5 separate regions of the Homo sapiens genome follow, and all the other regions are linked to region 4. A link is an interaction called in ENCODE POLR2A ChIA-PET data of the cell type or tissue named here. Cell type or tissue: K562. All regions are shown on one strand. Region 1 has its middle 32 kb from the start of MIR1303. Region 2 overlaps LARP1 (La ribonucleoprotein 1, translational regulator). Region 3 overlaps GEMIN5 (gem nuclear organelle associated protein 5). Region 4 overlaps FAXDC2 (fatty acid hydroxylase domain containing 2). Region 5 overlaps GALNT10 (polypeptide N-acetylgalactosaminyltransferase 10).

Region 1 (4,000 bases), 180 kb after region 4:
GCCTCCCAAAGTGCTGGGATTACAGGAGTGAGCCACCATGCCAGGCTGGCCAAGGAGAATCTTTTTTTTTTTTTTTTTTTTTTTAAGATGGAGTCTCACTCTGTCACCAAGGCTGGAGTACAGTGGCACTGTGTCAGCTCACTGCAACCTCCGTCTCCTGGGTTCAAGCAATTCTCCTGCCTCAGCCTCTCGAGTAGCTGGGATTAGAGGTGCCCACCACCACGCCTGGCTAGTTTTTATATTTTTCGTAGAGACGGGGTTTCACCATGTTGGCCAGGCTGGTCTCGAACTCCTGACCTCACGTGATCCACCCACCTTGGCCTCCCAAAGTGCTGGGATTACAGGCGTGAGCCACCGTGCCCGGCGGAGAATCTTTAAAAAATTGTTTCTTCAGAAAGAATTGGATCTGCCAAAAAAAAAAAAATTTTTTTTTCTGTTGTACCTCTAGTGTCATGACACTCCTCCCACAAAATGTCCATGCAAATTTGCATAGCCAGTGATTGCAGTATTTTTTTTATAAGCTAACAATAAACATTTAGAAACAGTCTGTTTTTCTTTTTTTAATTTATTTTCTTTTTTATGATGGAACCTTGCTCTGTCGCTCAGGCTGGAGTACGGTGGCGCGATCTCGGCTCACTGCAACCTCTGCCTCCCAGGTTCAAGCGATTCTCCTGCCTCAGCCTCTTGAGTAGCTGGGATGACAGGTGCCCACCACACCTGGCTAATTTTTTTGTATTTTTAGTAGAGACAGGGTTTCACCATGTTGGCTATGCTGGTCTCGACCTCCTCACCTCAGGCGAGCCGCCCACCTTGGCCTCCCAAAGTGCTGGGATCATAGGTGTGAGCCACCGCACCCGGCCTAGAAACAGTCTTGATGTCCTTCCTCATTGGGGTTCTAAAAATAGGAGATTTGTAGCCCTACACTGGAAACCATCCAAATGTCCCCCAGCAGGTGAAGGGATACAGATCGCATGTCCTGCAATGGGGCACTCTTTAGCACAGCAAAGCCATGAGCTACTGGTGACCCGACAGCAACAACATGGAGAAATCTCAAAAGCATTATGCCAAGTGGACGAAGCCTTCCCCGAGAGGGCACATGCTGTGTGATTTCATTTACGATATTCTACAAAAGGGAAATCTACACTACAGGGACAGGAAACAGTTCAGTGGTTGCCTGGGTCTGGGTGTGGGGGCAGGAGATTAATTGCAAAGGGGAATGAAGGAATCTTCCGGACAACGGAAATGTTCCAGACTTCACTGTAGCAGTGGTTACATGGCCAAATAATTTTCCAAAGCTCATTCAACTGTGCTATTTTCTGGGTGCATTTGATTGTATGTAAAGTATACTGCAATAGAGTTGATTTTTTAAAAAATGATGATTCACCCATACAAGGAAAGTTCTGAATTTGTCAAAAGGAGTTTACTACATCTCTAGGCACTAATATAGAAAGATGTCCTTGTTTTTTTGTTTTTTTTTTTGTTTTTTTTTTTTGTAATTAAAAGAAAAACACACATTAGGTTGTTAAGTGAAAAATAAAGGCAGGTTGTGTGATGACACTGGTGACGTTGCCATTTATCAAGAGCTCACTGAGCTGGGTGTAGGTCCATGAAGTGCCCGGCATGTGTAATTTTCTTTACTCTCGACAATATCCGTGCGAGGTTTTATAGACGAGAAAACTGAGGCTCAGAGAGATTAAGTAATGTGTCTGGGTTTGAAGCTGAGGAGCCACATGACTGGGACCTGGGACACACTAGGAGCCACCACACTGTGCTCTATATGATTCCAATTCATTAATTAATTGACCATGTTTATGTGTAGAAAGAAATCTGGAGAAATGACCCCAAACCAGGCCTGGGGATTATGTCTGAAGGCAGATTTACAGGCACTTTCACTTTCCATACTGTCTATTTTTGTTATGTTCTAATTAATTGTAACATGCCTGAATTGCCTTTGTAATCAGAGAAAGCAATACAGATTAAAAAACAAAAAGAAAAGTATTTTAAAAAGTCTCTGTCCTTTATCTCTTTTGCTCAGGGGCTGGGCACCCTCTCTTCACAGCTTCCTCTCCCAAACGGGGACACATGCCTGTCGGGAGCCCCAAGTCCCACTGATAAAGGCCTGAGCCAAGTCCCTTATCAGGCCTGAGCAGGCCCTGCAGTCCCGTCCATCTGGTCCCCCCAGGGAGGGTGGGCCCTGTCCCAGGAATCAGCAGGCTCCAGGGCCCCAGAGATAAGAGGAGCTGCAGGTGGTGGGTGGGAGGCAGTAGGACCAGCAGGGTCAGGGTCTGCAGCAGAGCGATTTATGGACCTGGCTCTGTCTGCTGTGTGGTCCTAGGCACATGTCAGCCCCTCTCTGGTCCTCAGGTTCTTCTGGGATTTCTTGGTTCCAGCCTGGTCCTCTTTTAGGAAGTAACCTGGGGATTCCCCAGGGTATGGGGAGGTAGCAAGATGAATGAGATGTCCTTGGCCCCCAGATCCAATCCCAAGTGGATGTGTGGAGACCCAAACACACCCTTATGGCCCTAAACATATTCACACACACCTGCCTGGGCATGCACAGGTCTGCAGGCCCCAAGGCCAAGCTGGGCCACCCCTGGTCAGGCCAAGGCTGTTTACATGTCCAAAGGTTGGACGCCACCTGCCAGGAAGGCCTCAGCTGGTGAGAATCTGCAGCTTTGTCCCCAGGACACAGATAACATGTTCCTGGGGGCAGGACCGGCAGCCCCAGGAGAGGTGGGGCAAGAACACCCAGGTTGCCCTCTCTGGGAAAACCCTTGCCAGCCTCACTGCTGTGGGTCCTACCTGGCGCCTCTGGGCCCTGCCTGGGGTGCTTCTGCATCCCTTGTGGGTCTAGGAGTGCCTCCAACCCCCCCATGCCAGTTAGTTTGGTTTTTCTGACCTTATCCTGGGTCTGCACTGCCCACTATGCCATGCTTTTTATGCCAATGGGTGCTTCCACGTCCCTAAGCCTCAGTTTCCTCATCTGTAAAATGGGGAAAATCATAGCTCTTACCTGATAGGGACAGTGAGGAATCAATGAGCTAAGGTGTGGCATGGTGTCAGGGGAGTAGAAGTGACCCTCCCCACCCCCTGGCAGTGGGCCAGTCCTTCCCCATCCACGCTGCCCTACAGGATGAATCATGCACAATTCTCATGTCAGTGAAAGCACAGTAGTAACTTAGGGGGCTTCTAGTCAGATTGTGATGATGGGGCTTGCACAGTAAAACCTTAAAAGTGGCAATGTGTGTGTGCCCCAGGCACAGACAGAGGGGGGTACACTCAGCTGGGATCTCTGCCGGGAAAGGACCTGAGACATTTTCTTCACTCCTCTCTCCCCCTAGAGACTGTCTTGGCCATGCAGACTCTTTTTTTTTTTTTTTTTTTTTTTTTTTCCTGAGATGGAGTAACATTTTGTTACCCAGGCTGGAGTAAAGTGGCCAGATCTCAGCTCACTGCAACCTCCACCTCCTGGGTTCAAGCGATTCTCTTGCCTCAGCCTCCCGAGTAGCTGGGATTGCAGGTGTGTGCCACCATGTCCAGCTAATTTTTGTATTTTTAGTAGAGAGGGGGTTTCAGCATGTTGCCCAGGCTGGTCTTGAACTCCTGACTTCAGGTTATCTACCCGCCTCGGCCTCCCAGAGTGCTGGGATTACAGGCATGAGCCATGGCACCCAGCCTGGCCATGCAAACTCTTTTTTTTTTTTTTTTTTTTTTTGGAGACAGAGTCTCACTCTGTTGCCCAGGCTGGAGTGCGATGGCATGATCTCGGCTCACTTGCAATCTCCACCTCCCGGGCTCAAGTGATTCTCCTGCCTCAGCCTCCTGGGTAACTGGGATTACAGGTACGTGCCACCATGCCTGGCTAATTTTCATATTTTTAGTAGAGACAGGGTTTCACCATGTTGGTCAGGCTAGTCTCAAACTCCTGACCTCGTGATCCTCCTGCCTTGGCCTCCCAAAGTGCTGGGATTATAGGCGTGAGCCACCTCACCTGGACTTT
Region 2 (4,000 bases), 72 kb after region 4:
AGACTCAGACCCTGCCTTGGGGCGGCGGGGGGCAGTGGGGAGAACTAAGAAGAAAAATGAAGCAGGGTAAGAGGGATGGAGAGAGGGAATCCAAGGTCAGGACTTGCTAGTCTATATAGGGTGGTCTGGGAAGGCATTTCCACCACAGTGATCTGCGGGAAGAGCACTACAGAACATAAGACCCAAAGCAAAGAGTACATGACATGTTTCAGGAAGTGAGGACTGATGCTGGAAGGGAATGAGTGAAGAAGGGGCAAGTGATGAAAGATGAGGTCAGAGGTTAGGTGGACAGAGACCAGATCAAGTGCGGTCTTAGAGAACACTCTAAGGACTCTGAATTTTACTCTGCTAAGAAGTTACCAGAGGGCTTTAAGTAGGAGTGATAGGAGACCAGTTAAGAGGCTGCTGCAAAAATCTACATGAGAAATGATGATGTATGGTCCAGGCCAGCAAGAGACGAGGCGGTACAAGCATTTAGATCTGGACATAGGTTTTTTTTGTTGTTTCTTTTTTTTTTTTTTTGTGATGGAGTCTTGCTCTGTTGCCCAGGCTGGAGAGCAGTGGCATGATCTCGGCTCACTGCAACCTCTGCCTCCCAGGTTCAAGCGATTCTTGTGCCTCAGCTTCCCAAGTAGCTGGGATTACAGGTGTGCACGATGACGCCCAGCTACTTTTTGTATTTTTGGTAGAGACTGGGTTTCACCATGTTGGCTAGGCTGGTCTCAAACTCCTGACTTCAACTGACCCTCCCGCCTCGGCCTCCCAAAGTGCTGGGATTACAGGTGTGAGCCACTACGCCCAGCCAGTTTTTTTTTTTTTTTTTTTTTTTTTGAGACATGGTCTCACTGCATTGCCTAGGCTGGAGTGCAGTGGCTCTTGCTCAATATAGCCTCGACCTCCTGGGCTCAAGCAATCCTTCCACCTCAGCCTCCAGAGTAGCTCAGACCACAGGAATGCACCACCACACCCAGTTAATTTTTTTTTAAAGAGATGGGGTCTCTCACTATGTTGCCCAGGCTGGTCTTGAACTCCTGCGCTCAAGTGATCCTCCCAAAGTGCTGGGATGACTGGTATAAGCCCCCACACCCAACCTGGATGCAGCTTTTTTTTTTTTTTTGAGATGAAGTCTTGCTCTGTCACCCAGGCTGGAGTGCAATGGTGCAATCTCAGCTCACTGCAACCTCTGCCTCCCAGGTTCAAGCGATTCTCCTGCCTCAGCCTCCCGAGTAGCTGGGGATTACAGGCGCATGCCACCACGCCCAGCTAATTTTTGTATGTTTAGTAGAGGCAGGGTTTCACTGTGTTGGCCAGGCTGGTCTTGAACTCCTGACCTCAGGTGATCCACCTGCCTCGGCCTCCCAAAGTGCTGGGATTACAGGCGTGAACCACCGCACCCAGGCAGCTTTTTCTTTTTGAGACAGTCCTGCTCTGTTGCCCAGGCTGGAGTGCAGTGACACACTCATCTTTCACTGCAGCCTTTACCTCCCAAGGCTCAAGTGATCCTCCCACCTCAGCCTCCCCAGGAGCTGGGATTACAGGCACGCACCACCATGCTCGACTAATTTTTGTACTTTTTTTTTTTTGTAAGAGATGGGGTATCCCTATGTTACCCAGACTGGTCTCAAACTTCCAGGCTCAAGCAATCTGCCCACCTTGGCCTCCCACCCAAAGTGCTGGGGTTACAGGCATGAGGCACTGTGCCCGGCCAGGACACAGTGTTTAATTGTCAAAGGATGTACTAGTACATTACATGTGGGGTCACAAAAAGACATTTACTTTTTAGAGACAGGGTCTCACTCTGTCGCCCAGGCTGGAGTACTGTGGCACAATCACAGCTCACTTGCAGCCTTGAACTCCTGGGCTCACATGATCCTACCATCTCGGTCTCCCAAAGTGCTGGGATTACAGGTGTGAGCCACTGCAACCAGCCAGAAAAAAAAAAACAGAGGTGGCAAGGATGATCTTAAGGTCTTTAGTCTGAGCAATTAGAAGGACAGAGTTGCTAAACGTCTCCTGAGTCTCACTTTCCTCATCTGTGAAGTGGGAATAAAAAGAGCATCTGCTGGGCCAGGCGCGGTGGCTAACATCTGTAATCCCAGCACTTTGGGAGGCCGAAGTGGGCAGATCACCTGAGGTCAGGAGTTCGAGACCAACCCGACCAACATGAAGAAACCCCATCTCTAGTAAAAATACAAAAAATTAGCCAGGCGTGGTGGTGCATGGCTGTAATCCCAGCTACTTGGGAGGCTGAGGCAGGAGAATCGCTTGAACCCAGGAGGCATAGGTTGCGGTGAGCTGAGATCGTGCACTGCACTCCAGCCTGGGCAACGAGAGAAACTCTTTCTCAAAAAAAGAAAAAAAAAAAAAAAAAAGCATCTGCTCAGCAGATCACTTGGGCTAGAACAGGTGAGACACTCAGTAAATGCAGTAAATGGTGACTATTCCAGTACTATTACTTATCTCTGAATTATCAAGAGCCTAAATAAATTAGTTTAAGTGAAAAGCAGAGCAAAAACCATACAGAGCCCTATCTCTATCAGATCATTTATCTAGATGGCTCCTGGCTACTGTGGGACTTAATTTCCTCTGAGAAGCTTGCAACTCCATTCTAAGGCAAAGAAAAAGGCAACTTTGAGTGGCTGGAATGTATGTCTTGAGAGTAAGGTGGTTACCACTAGTTTGGAGAATAATTACAAAGTGGCCTGTAAACAAGGCCTGTCATGGAGGAATCATCTAGGTTTACTAACAGCACATCAAACTGAGATGGAGAAGTCCCATGCCATATATGACAGATCTACCAAGCTGGCTTTACAAAATTCATCTATGAAGACCCACAATCCTCCCCTCCCCACACCTAGGGCTTTGCCAGTCTAAAGGTTCAGCCAAGAAAAAAAAGGTGCCACACTAGGACTGTCCTTGATTCTGGGAACATCCTTCAGGAAGACATCCCAGGCTATTAGCCATGTGAAGTTGGCCACTTGCCCCTGGTAACTACCACAAATAGCCCTTGTTGAAAATTCAGCTAACTCCTGATTATCCACTCAGTTCCGGAAAGGCACAGATAAACCCTCAGAGTGAGTAATTACCAATATCTGGCTTTGGAATGCAATCTTCTGAAATAAAAAAAAAAACTTACATCTTACCTCTGTGTAGGAGGTTTTTTTGGTTTTTTTGTTTTGTTTTGAGATGGAGTCTTGCTCTTGTCACCCAGGCTGGAGTGCAGTGGCACGATCTCAGCTCACTGCAACCTCCGCCTCCCCGGTTCGAGCAATTCTCCTGCCTCAGCCTCCTGAGTAGCTGGGACTACAGGCACACGCCACCATGCCTGGCTAATTTTTTTGTATTTTTAGTAGAGACGAGGTTTCACTATGCTGGCCAGATTGGTCTTAAAACTCCTGACCTCATGATCCGCCCGCCTCGGCCTTCCAAAGTGCTAGGATTACAGGTGTGAACCCCCGCGCCCAGCAGGACTTTTTCAATTCATGAACTGTACTGCCCCATACTCAACAGCAATTTGACGCTCTAAACAACCTCAGCACCGGGATTAGCCCCATTCTGTGAATAAGGAAAACAGGTTAGACAAACAATCTAAGGTCACAAAGTGAGAGCAGAGAGAAGTACCCTGCCCATGTTCTAATTTAAATCCCATCACCTTCTCCCTTCACATTGATGTGCTGTTTCCCATGTTTTCACCAGCGAGGTACCAAAACTTACTTCCTTTCTTGAATCCCAGGCAAGGTAAGGCCATCCTCTCTCCTGGCCACTCCCTTAGATCACTCTGGACCAGCCAGGGAGGTTTTTGAGTCTGGACTGAGGCACCTGCTGAACCTCCAGTGGCCCCAACACCCTAATTACTCCCTTTGAGCTGTCTTGGGTTTTGCAAACAGGGGAACTCCCATCTGCCAAGCTCTCCATCTTAAAGAGGTTTTGTAGTTTCAGGCCGGCTGCTCCTCCTCCTCCTCCCACCCTGCCCACCTCCCAGAAAAGAGAATGGGTGCTC
Region 3 (4,000 bases), 74 kb before region 4:
TTGGAGAAATGGCTGGTTCCAGTCTGGGACAGGTAGAGAACAAACTGAACCTGGAACATTCTTATGCCAGAAAGGAAGGCAGTACTCAAAGAATTCAGGAGACATGTCAAAAGGACAAAAGAAACAGCTTGAAGAGGTTCCCACTGACCAAATCTGGGACAACTGTTAAACATAAGTAAGAGGAGGCCAGGTGCGATGGCTCACACCTGTAATCCCAGCACTTTGGGAGGCCGAGATGGGCGGATCACAAGGTCGGGAGATCCGAGACCATCCTGACTAACAGGTGAAACCCTGTCTCTACTAAAAATACAAAAAATTACCCGGGCGTGTTGGCGGGTGCCTGTAGTCCCAGCTACTCGGGAGGCTGAGGCAGGAGAATGGCGTGAAGCCAGGAGGCGGAGCTTGCAGTGAGCCGAGATTGCGCCACTGTACTCCAGCCTGGGTGACACAGCGAGACTCCGTCTCAAAACAAAAAAAAGAGAAAGTAAGAGGAAAATTCCATTCCTGGCTAAGAAAGATTAATTGGTATCAGACTTGCCATAAGCAACTAGAAAGCTAGACAAAATATATTAAGCAACTGCTGGGCACAGTGGCTCATGTCTGTATTCCCAGCACTTTGGGAAGCCAAGGCTAGAGGATCACTTGAGGCCAGGAGTTTGAGACCAGCCTGGCAACAGAGCGAGATCCCATTTCTACCAAGAACTGCAAAATAAAAGCAAATAGGAAAAATTGGCCAAGCATGCTGGCTCACTCCTATAATCCCAACACTTTGGGATGCCGAGGCAGGAGGATGGCTTGAGCCCAGGAGTTCAGGACTAACCTGGACAACATAGGGGGACACTGTCTCTGTGAAATAAGTTTTTTTTTTATTTTAAATGAAAGAATATATTAAACAACTAGAAATTTACACCCAAAGAAATGAAATGATGTGTCCACATAAAGACTTGTAAAAGAATGCTCATAGTAGCTTTATCTGTGATCACCAAAAACTGGTAACAATCCAAATGTCCATCATCAGATAAATGAATTAATTGTGGTATATCCTTACAGTAGGCTTCTATTCCACAATAAAAAGAAGGTAACAACTGATAAAGAACAAAATGGATGAATCTAGAAAAACATTATGCCAAGCAGAAGCAGCCAGGCACAAAAGACTACATACTGTCTAATTCTGTTTATGTGAAATTCTTTTTTTTTTTTCTTGAAACGGAGTCTTACTCTGTCACCCAGGCCAGAGTGCAGTGGTGCACTCTCGGCTCACTACAACCTCTGCCCCACAGGTTCAAACAATTCTCCTGCCTCAGCCTTTTGAGTAGCTGTGACTATAGGTGCGTGCCTCACACCCAGCTAATTGTTTGTGTTTTTAGTAGAGACAGGGATTCACCATGTTGGCTAGGCTGGTATTGAACTCTTGACCTCAGATGATCTGCCCGCCTCAGCCTCCCAAAGTGCTGGGATTATAGGCATGAGCCACTGCGCCCGGTGTATGTGAAATTCTTCAACAGGCAAAACTAAACCACAGTGAGAGCAAATTAGTGATTGCCTAGGGCTCAAGCAGGGGGTATATCTTACTACAAAGAGGCTTGGTGGAAATATTAGATTAGTACAAAAGTAATTGTGGTGGTGGTAGGTACTTTGTACCAAAGTATTTAAAAATTGGTGTATTTTATTATATTACCCCTCAGTAAAGATGATTTTAAAGTAAGCAAAGGATAAAAACCTTAAAATGTAAATATAGAAACCTTAAAAATGTAAATGTAACAGTAATGGAAGAATTCATGAGTCCAGACCGATATAATAAATAAATGGGGAGAAGCACAAGCTCTTCCTTGTGGTAGGATGCCAACTAGATGCCAAGCTCTTCCTTGTGGTAGAATGTAGAGTGAAATCCTGGAATTAGAAGTTCACCTTGTGGGCCAGGCACAGTAGCTCACGCCTGTAATCCCAGTACTTTGGGAGGCGAGCTGATCACTTGAGCCCAGGTGTTTGATACCAGCCTGGCCAACATGACAAAACCCCATCTCTACAAAAAAAAAAAAAAAAAAAAATACAAAAATTACCCAGGCATGGTGTCGCACACCTGTAGTCCCAGCTATTCAAGAGGCTGAGGCAGGAGGATTGCTTGAGCCTGGAAGGTCAAGTAAGGCTGCCGTGAACGGAGATTCTGCCACCGCACTCCAGCCCAGACAACAGAGCAAGAACCTGTCTCAAAAAAGAGAAAAAAAGAAAAAACAAACTCACCATTTGGCAGTCATCATAGTAACAATTTTTAATCAAGAAACATCAGTGAATACAAAAACTAGTAGATGCAAATACTTAGTAGTTAAACAGGGGAAATACCCTTTTAGGGAGTAACTTGCAAGACACACCCTTAATCAGGTGATCAAAGTAAACCAAATGGGACGAATAAAAATTAGCTGCTACCTCATAGATTGCCCTGCATGAACACAGCAGCACTAATGTGCATTCCAGCTAAAGATGCATACCCTAAATCTAGTCATGAAAAACATCTGGCAGACCTAAATTGAGGGAAATTGGACAAAATAACTGTCTTGTAATCTTCAGAAGTTTCAGATTATGAAAGTCAAAGGAAAACCATGCAACTAACTGTTCCAGGCTGAAGGGAACCAGAAAGGCATGGCAACCAAATGTACCATGTGATCCTGGATTGATTCCTTTTGCTATAAAAGACATCTGGGTAGGCCGGGCGTGGTGGCTCATGCCTGTAATCCCAGCACTTTGGGAGGCCGAGGCAGGCAGATCACCTGAGGTCAGGAGTTTGAGACCAGCCTGACCAACATGGTGAAACCCCGTCTCTACTGAAAATACAAAAATTAGCTGGGCGTGGTTGTGCGTGCCTGTAATCCCAGCTACTCAGGAGGCTGAAGCAGGAGAATCGCTTGAACCTGGGAGGCAGAAGTTGCGGTGAGCTGAGATCTCGCCATTGCACTCCCGCCGGGGCAAGAAGAGCGAAACCATCTCCAAAAAAAAAAAAAAAAAAAAAAAAAAGGACATCTGGGTAAAATTGGCAGAACTTAAATAGAGAGTATGGAGTAGGTGGCAGTAGTGAATCGTGTTAATTTCCTGATTTCCATGGTTGTACTATGGTGACGTCGGAGCATGTCCTGTTCATAAGACACACACTAAAATATTTGGGTGTTATTGGGCATCATGTTTATGATTTAATGAAATTTCAAAAGGGTTTGGTTAATATTGTGATAATATAATTCTAAAAGTTCATTGAGAAGAAAGGGAATGGGTAAAAATGCTATTAAAGAGGAATGAGATATTGGAGTTTACCACCTAGAGTGCTTTTAACCAAGAATGTATACTTTAGTCAGTCCTTTATTGTGATTCTTGTAGGCAAAAAAAGTATTGAATTGGAGAAAAAACGGCTCTCTCAACCTAAGGCAAAGCCCAAAAAGAAGAAAAAGCCCACCTTGAGAACTCCTGTAAAGCTGGAATCGATTGATGGAAATGAAGAAGAAAGCATGAAGGAGAACTCAGGACCTGTTGAGAATGGTGTGTCAGACCAAGAAGGGGAGGAGCAAGCACGGGAGCCGGAATTACCCTGTGGCCTTGCTCCAGCGGGTATGTGGCAGAATCCTGTGTATCACTAGGATTTCATGGTCGTGTCTGGGAAACTAAGCTAGGTCCTTACTCAGTTTGAAACTTCGCTGTTCCCATTTTTCCAACTCTTGGAAACAGCATTAGTTTTTTTTGTTAAGCTTTATTCAAGTCTCTAAAATAAACATCTTTGAAGTTTTAAAGGGGTTCTAGTGGATGTTTGTGGTGGAAATAGTAAAGTTCTACAGAGAAAACTTCTTATTCAACTTGGGCAAGGTAAAACCGTGGGACGAAGCGAAGCTGGGTCAGTTGTGTACATAGGAACTTACATGGGAAAAGTTTTAACAGTATGACATCAGTAGCCACATTTGGTGAAAGAAACTACTGTCCCTTACAAATGTCTGACCTAGAAGCTACCACCACTGTGGGAACT
Region 4 (4,000 bases):
TAATGCTGAGAAGAAACAGTTCAGTGCAGATTCAGATTGCTTAGAAGGGGTGAATTAAAACAATGTTTCCTCAGATCTTGAAAGTCTGGATTAAAATGTAGTGTCCTGGCCAGGTGTAGTGGCACATGCTTGTAATCCCAGCATTTTGGGATGCTGAGACAGGCAGATCACCTGAGGTCAGGAGTTCAAGACCAGCCTTGCCAACATGGCGAAACCCCATCTCTACTAAAAATCCAAAATTTAGCCGGGCTTGGTGGCAGGCACCTGCAATCCCAGCTACTCCGGAGGCTAAGGCAGGAGAATTGCTTGAACTTGGGAGGCAAGAATCGCTTGAACTTGGAAGGTGGAGATTGCAGTGAGCCGAGACTGCACCACTGCACTCCAGCCTGGGCAACACAGTAAGACTGTCTCAATTAAAAAAAAAAGTAAAAAAGTAGTGTCCTATTAGATCAGCTCCTCCAACATCCCCTCTGACACCCTGTACATGGCCCCATTAGCTAATTGCAGATGAGCCCCAGGCACACACAGGGTAGGGACCACCACCTCCAGTTCTTTCCTATGAAAGAATATGAGCAGACCCCGTCTGAGTTTAGAAACGGGATATGAGTGGGTCATCTGTAATTCCTGTCTGTCGTACAACGGAAATTGGTGATACACCTGGCAGCTGGTGTTTTCCCTCTCTGAATCTGGGGCATTGTTTGGTCATCGAGCTCACAATGACTTCTGGTTTAGAGGAGAACCTTTTGGAGGAGAATATACAAGGACCTCTCAGTGATTTCCAGTGGTCTCTCCTTGACCCTCAGAATGGCTAGTCGTCTTGTCCAGCTGGGAGCCTGGGCTAATCTTGCTGGAAGGCAGAGAGGGGTTATTAAAAGTCAGAAAGTGGCCGGGCACAGTGGCTTGTGCCTGTAATCCCAGCACTTTGGGAGGATGGGGCAGGTGAATTGCTTGAGGTTTAGAGTTCTAGGCCAGCCTGGCCAACATGGCAAAACCCCAGCTAACTTCGCTACTAAAAATACAAACATTAGGTGGGCATGGTGGCAGGTGCCTGTAATCCCAGCTACTCAGGAAGCTGGGGCAGGAGAATCACTTGAACCCTGGAGGCGGAGGTTGCAGTGAGCCAAGATGGTGCTTCACTCCAGCCTGGGTGACAGAGCAACACTGCCTCAAAAAAAAAAAAAAAAAAAAAAAAAAAAAAGTCGGCCGGGCGCGGTGGCTCACTCCTGTAATCCCAGCACTTAGGGAGGCTGAGGCGGGCAGATCACAAGGTCAGGAGATGGAGACCATCCTGGCTAACACAGTGAAACCCCGTCTCTATTAAAAATACAAAAAAATTAGCCGGGTGTGGTGGCGGGCTCCTGTAGTCCCAGCTACTCCAGAGTCTGAGGCAGGAGAATGGCATGAACCCGGGAGGCGGAGCTGGCAGTGAGCCAAGATCGTGCCACTGCACTCCAGCCTGGGCGACAGAGCGAGACTCTGTCTCAAAAAACAAAAAAACAAAAAAAGTCAGAAAACGTGTACAATTCACTCTTTCCTTCTAAAATAAGAGGAGGGTAGGGATGGAAGAAATGGGCCTGGCCTATGCACACAGTGAAGCCTGTATGACTGGGAAAGGATTTCCTCATCATGGTTTTGGCAGATGCTGCTATGATGACTATCTCAACCTTGCCTGCCCATTGGAATTAACTGGGGAGCCCAGGTCCCACCCCCAGGGACTCTTTATGTAATTGGATTGGAGGGGACCCTGGGTATTGGGACTTTTTTTAAGCTCCCAGGTGATTTCAATGTGTAGATAATGGGTATCTCCATTTGCCAAGAGGACTGGTGATGAAATCCTATGGCTGATAGAGGCTCGCCTGTCCTCTGACTGACAGAATTGCCTGCTAGTTTCTCTGGAGTCAGGCTAATTCCCTTCCCTCCCCCAACTTGAGCTCTAATTTTCATAAACACACCCATGTACAGCCTGAGAGCTCCTGATAAGGAAGAGGCTCCCACAGAAGCTGGAAAAGGCCAGCTGGAAAACGCAGATGTGCCTTCCTGGTTGGTTGAGATGCTGATCCTACAGCACTCCCGCTGTGCCTCAGCAGTGAGCTGGGTGTAAAGGCAGGAGGCTTGCTGGGGTCTGACACTTCCCTGCCCTCCTCCAGGAGGGACACATCTGGGGCTCTATGAGGAGGACAGCTTTCATCCTGGGCTCTGGACTTCTCTCATTTGTGGCCTTCTGGAACTCAGTGACATGGTAAGTCGGCTCCACCCAGCTAGGGTGCAGTGTGGTGGTGGTCGGGGGCAGAGCATAGGGGAAGGAGCTGTCCACCCACTAGTCTTCACCCAGAAACCTGGTTTTTTTTCCAAGGCATCTTCAGAGATTTTGGGGTGCTTCTGGCTACTTTTGGCAAGCCCAGTGGGAGAGGCTGCTGACTACATTTGAAGGGAAGGAGTGGATCCTCTTCTTTATAGGTGAGGTTCCCAGACCACCAGCACCTAGCATGTGGGTGCATGATTATAACTTAATTCTTTTTGTTGTTTTGTTCTCTACTTTGGGACTTTTCAGTTTATTATTCCAAGGGATGAGGACTTGAACTTCAAAAAAGTGGTAGTCCCAAAGAATACTAAACTTGTGGGCAGTCTGAAAACAGGATGTCTAAAAAAAGAAGCTGAGAAGTTAAGACTCCTCCCAAAATATAGAAAAATAAGAAATATTTTATGTAAAAATGAATGCACATTTAGAGCAATAATCCTGTTTCTACACTTAATTCCACAAGCACAGAGAGCTGCCCTGTCTTGTCTGAGACTATGTACCCTGTACCTGGTACAGTCAGTGCTTGACAGCAAGTGGCCAGTCAATAAATATTTACTGACAGCTTCAATGGCTCCAAACAAGCCTAAGTAAATAGATGGAAGGAAAAGCCATGTAAACATAGATATTTATAACAGCATTATCTATAATAGTGAATGTCCTCGATCATACATTCACTCAAATAATAATTATATACAATTTATTTAATATATATTATATATAATATACATTTATTTATATTATTAATATGACATATAATATATAATGTTACTATGTGCTACACTTGTATCGAGGATATAGAAATATTTAAGATGGGAGGCCAGGCGTGGTGGCTGACGCCTGTAATCCTAGCACCTTGGGAGGCTGAGGCAGGTGGATCACGAGGTCAGGAGTTTGAGACCAACCTGGCCAACATAGTGAAGCCTCGTTTCTACTAAAAATACAAAAAAATTAGCTGGGCATGGTGGCAGGCTCCTGTAATCCCAGCTACTTGGGAGGCTGAGGCAGGGAGAATCACTTGAACCTGGGAGGCGGGTTGCAGTGAGCCAAGATCATGACACTGCACTCCAGCTGGGCGACAGTGTGAAACTTCGTCTCAAAAAAAAAAGAAAGAAAGAAATATTTAAGATGGGGCTGGGCACAGTGGCTCACGCCTGTAATCCCAACACTTTGGGAGGCCAAGGCAGGTGGATCACTTGAAGTCAGGGGTTCGAGACCAGCCTGGCCAATATGGCAAAATCCCTTTTTCACTAAAAACACACACACACACAAATTAGCTGGGTGTGGTGGTGCGTGCCTGTAATCTCAACTACTCAGGAGGCTGAGGCATGAGAATTGCTTGAACCTGGGAGGCAGAGGTTGCAGTGAGCCGAGATGGTGCCACTGCACTCCAGCCTGGGCAATAGGGCACGACTCTGTCTCAAAAAAAAAAAAACAAAAATTAAGATAGGCCAAGATTAGTGGCTCACACCTGTAATCCCAGCACTTTGGGAGGCTGAGGCAGGCAGATCACTTGAGGCCAGGAATTCAAGACCAGCCTGGCCAACATAGTGAAACCTGTCTCTACTAAAAGTACAAAAAATGAGCCAGGCGTGGTGGTGCGTGCCTGTAATCCCAGCTACTCAGGAGGCTGAGGCACAAGCATCGCTTGAACTCAGGAGGTGGAGGTTGCAGTGAGCTGAGATAGCACCACTGCACTCCAGC
Region 5 (4,000 bases), 450 kb after region 4:
ACTGACTACTCTTTGCTGATAAGCTTGGAAGCAGCCTCAGAATGCATATCAACACCCACCTGGGGCAGCCCCTACCAATGGATCAGAGTTGGCCTGGCAGGGAGTAGAAACCTATTTGCTGTGTCTCTCTCTCTGTCTCTCTCTCTCCCTTTCCCCCTCCCTCTCTCCCTCCCCACTCCTTCTCTCTCTCTCTTTCTTTCCTTCTTTTTTTTTTTTTTTTTAATGAGATGGGGTCGTGTTGTGTTGTCCAGGCTGGTCTCAAACTCCTAGGCTCAAGAGATCCTCCCATCTCGGCCACCATTCCTGGCCCTATTTGCCACTTCCGACTTAGATTGTTATTAATTCCATTAACTAAGAAATTGCAGAATATCCAAGTAAACTAGGAATAATACCAGAAGAGGCAAAAAAAAAAAAAAAATCCCAGAAAGGGTGAGGCAGAGGTCCATAAAACATGGCAGGTTTTCAGAACAGTCTGGGTATGATTTAAACAACAACAAAAATAGCAGGTCAGAGCGTGGGCTTTGGAGTCAAGCAGACCTGCGTTTGGGCCCCAGTTCTGCTTCTTCCGGCTGTGCGAGGCCTTGGTCTGAGCTTTGCTTGCCTTCCTGGTGAAACGGGTATAATAATGATACAACTCTCCTAAGGTTGTTGTGAGGATTAAACAAGTCAGCATGTATGAAGGGCTTGGCACACTGTCCTGTTAGCTATGATCAGGACCGAACTTCACTTGTTACACGCTGGAGTGGATGCACCATTGTTTATAGCTGGTATCTGTTCTGACTGGATGTGCTTGTGTTATCACAGTTGTTACATATTTTGAACATTACCCTTATGTGAATATTAATTTTATTTAGGGGGCTGGTCTCCTTATGGGAGACAACTTCAGAACTCTGGTGGTTAAAATAGATATAAACTGGCCAGGCACAGTGGCTCACACCTGTAATCCCAGCACTTTGAAAGGCCGAGGTGGGTGGATCACCTGAGGTCAGGGGGTCAAGACCAGCCTGGTCAACATGTCGAAACCCTATCTCTACATTAGCTGGGCGTGGTGGTGGGCGCCTGTAGTCCCAGCTACTCAGGAGGCTGAGGCAGGAGAATCACTTGAACCCAGGAGGTGGAGGCTGCAGTGAGCCAAGATCGCACTACTGCACTCCAGCCTGGGCAGCAGAGTGAAACTCCATCTCAAAAAAAAAAAAACAAAAGAAAAGAAAAGAAAAAAAAAGGATATAAACTGCTTTTCAAACCTAAATAACATCAAAAGAATTGTAGGTTTTTTTTTTTTTTGGGCTAATCAAGAATTTATGTTCTCCAGTTCTGAACTACTCAACCACTGTTGCAGATAATAATATTAATGTATTGATAATAATCTTTAGGATAATTTATTAAGAAGCACCTAATAAGCATGGTCTCACTTAATCCTCTCAACAACTCTGTGAGGATTAACGTTTCATTAAACCCACTTTATGGAAGTAGAAACCAAGGCTCAGTGAGGTGAGGATTCCTTGCCCAAGATCACACAGCTGGCAGGACACGGCAGAGCTAGGATCTGATCGTGGCACTCTGGCACCAATACCAAAGCCTTAATTCACTGTGCCTGACAATGGTCCTTTGCACTGAAAGTTGAGGCCCGATGAGGGGGCATCAGAGTTGTGTGTTCACAGGGGTCAGATCAGTAATGGTGCTATCTGTCCCTTGTGGGCTGGGGATATGCCTTAGCCAGGGGTCTAAGCTGTTAGAAGCTGACTCTGACAGGCCACAAGGGCATGGGACAAGCTAACCCTCCCCTCAGAAGGTCCAAGCTTTCACTTGAGAACAAGACAGACTCCCACAAATAAAGTGGAGAATGTAGCCTTGGAAGTTTGGGTGCTTAATTAGTTATTAGTTAACTAGTAACTCCTTTACCACTACTGTCAGAAAGCTTCCAGAGTCCATAGGCTGGTCAAGTAGGTTACAGTAAATATTTACTCACCGAAACTTTAACAATTTCTACCAATTATTAATTGCTGGTCATGTTCCCAGGTTGTATGCTAAGCACTTTCTAGACATGATCTCATTTAATCTTCACGATAGCTCTGTAAGCTAGGTAGTATTATTATTCCCTTATTTCAGATGAGGAAAGAAAGCTCGGGGGGGTGATCTAACTTGCCCAAAGTCAGATAGCTCCTGATGATGGAGCTGGGATCTGAATCCAGGCCTTTGTAACTTTACAACTGGAGCTTATGCTCACTGGTCTTTGTCAAACTCCTAGAGCAACAGGTACAAAGGGAAAACTTGGGGTGACTGAGAGGACTCCTCTAGGCCTACGTATCCTGTTTGGCCTTCCTAGCTTCTCTGGCCCACTGCTTATTTGCTGGACATCTCAATCTCAGACCTGCCATCTGAGTAGAAGCAAGACCTTATTCCAACATCTTAAGAAGACACAAGGCAAATGCCAGTCAGAGCTGTGGTGAGGACCAGCCTTTGGCAGCTGGAGAGTACTCCCCTTCCCTCCCACACCCCCCCACCCCACAACAAAGAGTGGCCCATGAGCCCCTGTCTTCTTCACCTGATGGGCAGAAGGGCTACAGAACCCTGAGGCCTCCAGTCTTTCCAAGCTCAGGCAGAAGCTGAGACACCTACTGGGACAGGCACTCAGGAGGCTGTGCCAAGAACGGGGCGTCTGGAGAGCTGGCTCACCTTGAAGGAGATTTCATACTGCTCCCCTCCCCAGATCTCCAAGCCTGGGTCATACCCGCCGAGTTCCCAGAACCACTTCCGATCCACGGCGAACAGTCCACCGGCCATCACGGGAGACCTGTCAGAGAAGAAGAACATGGTGTGAAGGTGCAGATGTCCTGGCCACATGCTCTCATGTGGCCCGATAATGCCATTCCCCCAGCGGCGGTGTTCCATGCTGCTCCCTGAACACAGTCCAAGTGTCTTCCAGGGAATCCAAGGCCCTTCCAGGCATCCCCCTTTCTTTCCTACAACTTCCTTTCATAAGAGCTACATTTTAACCAAATGGGACCCGAAGTTCCTTTACACAATTAACACCTAAGAGTACTTGTGAAATGAAATCACAGTACTTTGTCCACATGGGCCCTGTAGCTGCATCATAAATATGTACATGTTAGTCCTCTCACTAGTTAAATGGTCCAAGTTGGGGGTCTCTCCAAGCCTGTCTGTGTTGTAGAATCTCTTAGAGAGATGAAAAAATATACAGCTCGCTGGGCCCCACCTCAGACCTGCTGAAACAATCCTTGCGGGAGGCAGCCTAGGGCTCTGTGTTTTTGAACATGCTCCTTTGACAACTATTACTCAGTAGGCCAGCATGGACGTTTGTTCTGCTGTGGTGTTTACAGAAGAAGCCACTGTCTCTGTCTTTTCAGTTAAACTGGGAGATAAGATTAACTCCATTCATTCATTCTCTAATGAGTTTGTTCATCCCATGCCAGTTGTGAGGGAGGTGCTGGAAGAATCTCGAGGTCAATGAGAGTCCTTCAGGAGATGTTGGTGTAGTGGGGCAGCCCCCTCAAGACAGAGGGTGCATAAGGGACTCCGGGAGGTAGAGACAGCATTACAGGAATCTGAAAGGAGTGTGTCTGTTTCCAGCTTTTGGGGTAAGGAGGATGGCTGGGGCAAGGGTCAAGGAATGAGGCTCAGGGGAGGTGGCATTTAAGTGGGTTTGGACAAGAGGAAATTTGGGAGAGGGAAAGGCACTGAGGGGAGGATAAAACGTCAGCAAGGACACAGAGACGACAAATCATGCAGTACCCACGGGAACAGGAAGTCCGCCTGGCACCGTGCTAAGTGAGGAAACGTCATGCTGCTGACTGTCAGCGTCCCCCAGGGTATCTCGCACAAGACTGGCACCTGGTAGGGGCCAACCAGCGTTTGCTGTGTGAAAAGCTATCAGAGTGGCTGCATCCTTGTCTGGATGCACTGGAAAACTCCAAACCCTCAAATCCAAACATTCCAGCAGCAACCTCCATTCCCCCTCCTGGTCCCTGGAAGTGCAAGC

What was found. Peaks named below come from ENCODE experiments on the same cell type or tissue, not always from the same donor. Only the 100,000 strongest peaks of a DNase experiment are listed, where the experiment ranks them.
Region 1: POLR2A ChIA-PET joins it to region 4 with 6 read pairs; 7 of 35 experiments call an interaction of 5 or more read pairs at or near these places.
Region 2: POLR2A ChIA-PET joins it to region 4 with 6 read pairs; 11 of 35 experiments call an interaction of 5 or more read pairs at or near these places.
Region 3: POLR2A ChIA-PET joins it to region 4 with 6 read pairs; 5 of 35 experiments call an interaction of 5 or more read pairs at or near these places.
Region 5: POLR2A ChIA-PET joins it to region 4 with 5 read pairs; 1 of 35 experiments calls an interaction of 5 or more read pairs at or near these places.

The regions. Positions count from the first base shown.
Region 1 is chr5:154,652,259-154,656,258 of GRCh38, reverse strand. No RefSeq gene overlaps it. Among named protein-coding and RNA genes, the nearest start is that of MIR1303, 32 kb to the left of the region's middle. RefSeq lists a cis regulatory region at 1,838-2,634, a silencer at 2,496-2,790 and an enhancer at 2,496-2,790. In K562, CTCF peaks have their summits at 2,136 and 3,330; DNase peaks (open chromatin) are centred at 1,177, 2,148 and 3,108; H3K4me3 peaks cover 147 bases.
Region 2 is chr5:154,761,427-154,765,426 of GRCh38, reverse strand. The region is part of intron 1 of LARP1 (La ribonucleoprotein 1, translational regulator); the gene reads right to left. Among named protein-coding and RNA genes, the nearest start is that of LARP1, 8.0 kb to the right of the region's middle. In K562, no CTCF peak of the experiment used is centred here; no DNase peak of the experiment used is centred here.
Region 3 is chr5:154,907,182-154,911,181 of GRCh38, reverse strand. It overlaps GEMIN5 (gem nuclear organelle associated protein 5), which reads left to right. Exons shown (of 28, transcript NM_015465.5): 16 at 3,364-3,591. Among named protein-coding and RNA genes, the nearest start is that of GEMIN5, 29 kb to the left of the region's middle. RefSeq lists an enhancer at 2,346-2,845. In K562, no CTCF peak of the experiment used is centred here; no DNase peak of the experiment used is centred here.
Region 4 is chr5:154,833,082-154,837,081 of GRCh38, reverse strand. It overlaps FAXDC2 (fatty acid hydroxylase domain containing 2), which reads left to right. Exons shown (of 9, transcript NM_032385.5): 3 at 2,148-2,239; 4 at 2,354-2,457. Among named protein-coding and RNA genes, the nearest start is that of MIR378H, 5.6 kb to the right of the region's middle. In K562, no CTCF peak of the experiment used is centred here; a DNase peak (open chromatin) is centred at 1,981; H3K4me3 peaks cover 918 bases.
Region 5 is chr5:154,385,107-154,389,106 of GRCh38, reverse strand. GALNT10 (polypeptide N-acetylgalactosaminyltransferase 10) reads right to left here. Exons shown (of 12, transcript NM_198321.4): 7 at 2,677-2,794. Among named protein-coding and RNA genes, the nearest start is that of MIR1294, 40 kb to the right of the region's middle. In K562, no CTCF peak of the experiment used is centred here; a DNase peak (open chromatin) is centred at 36.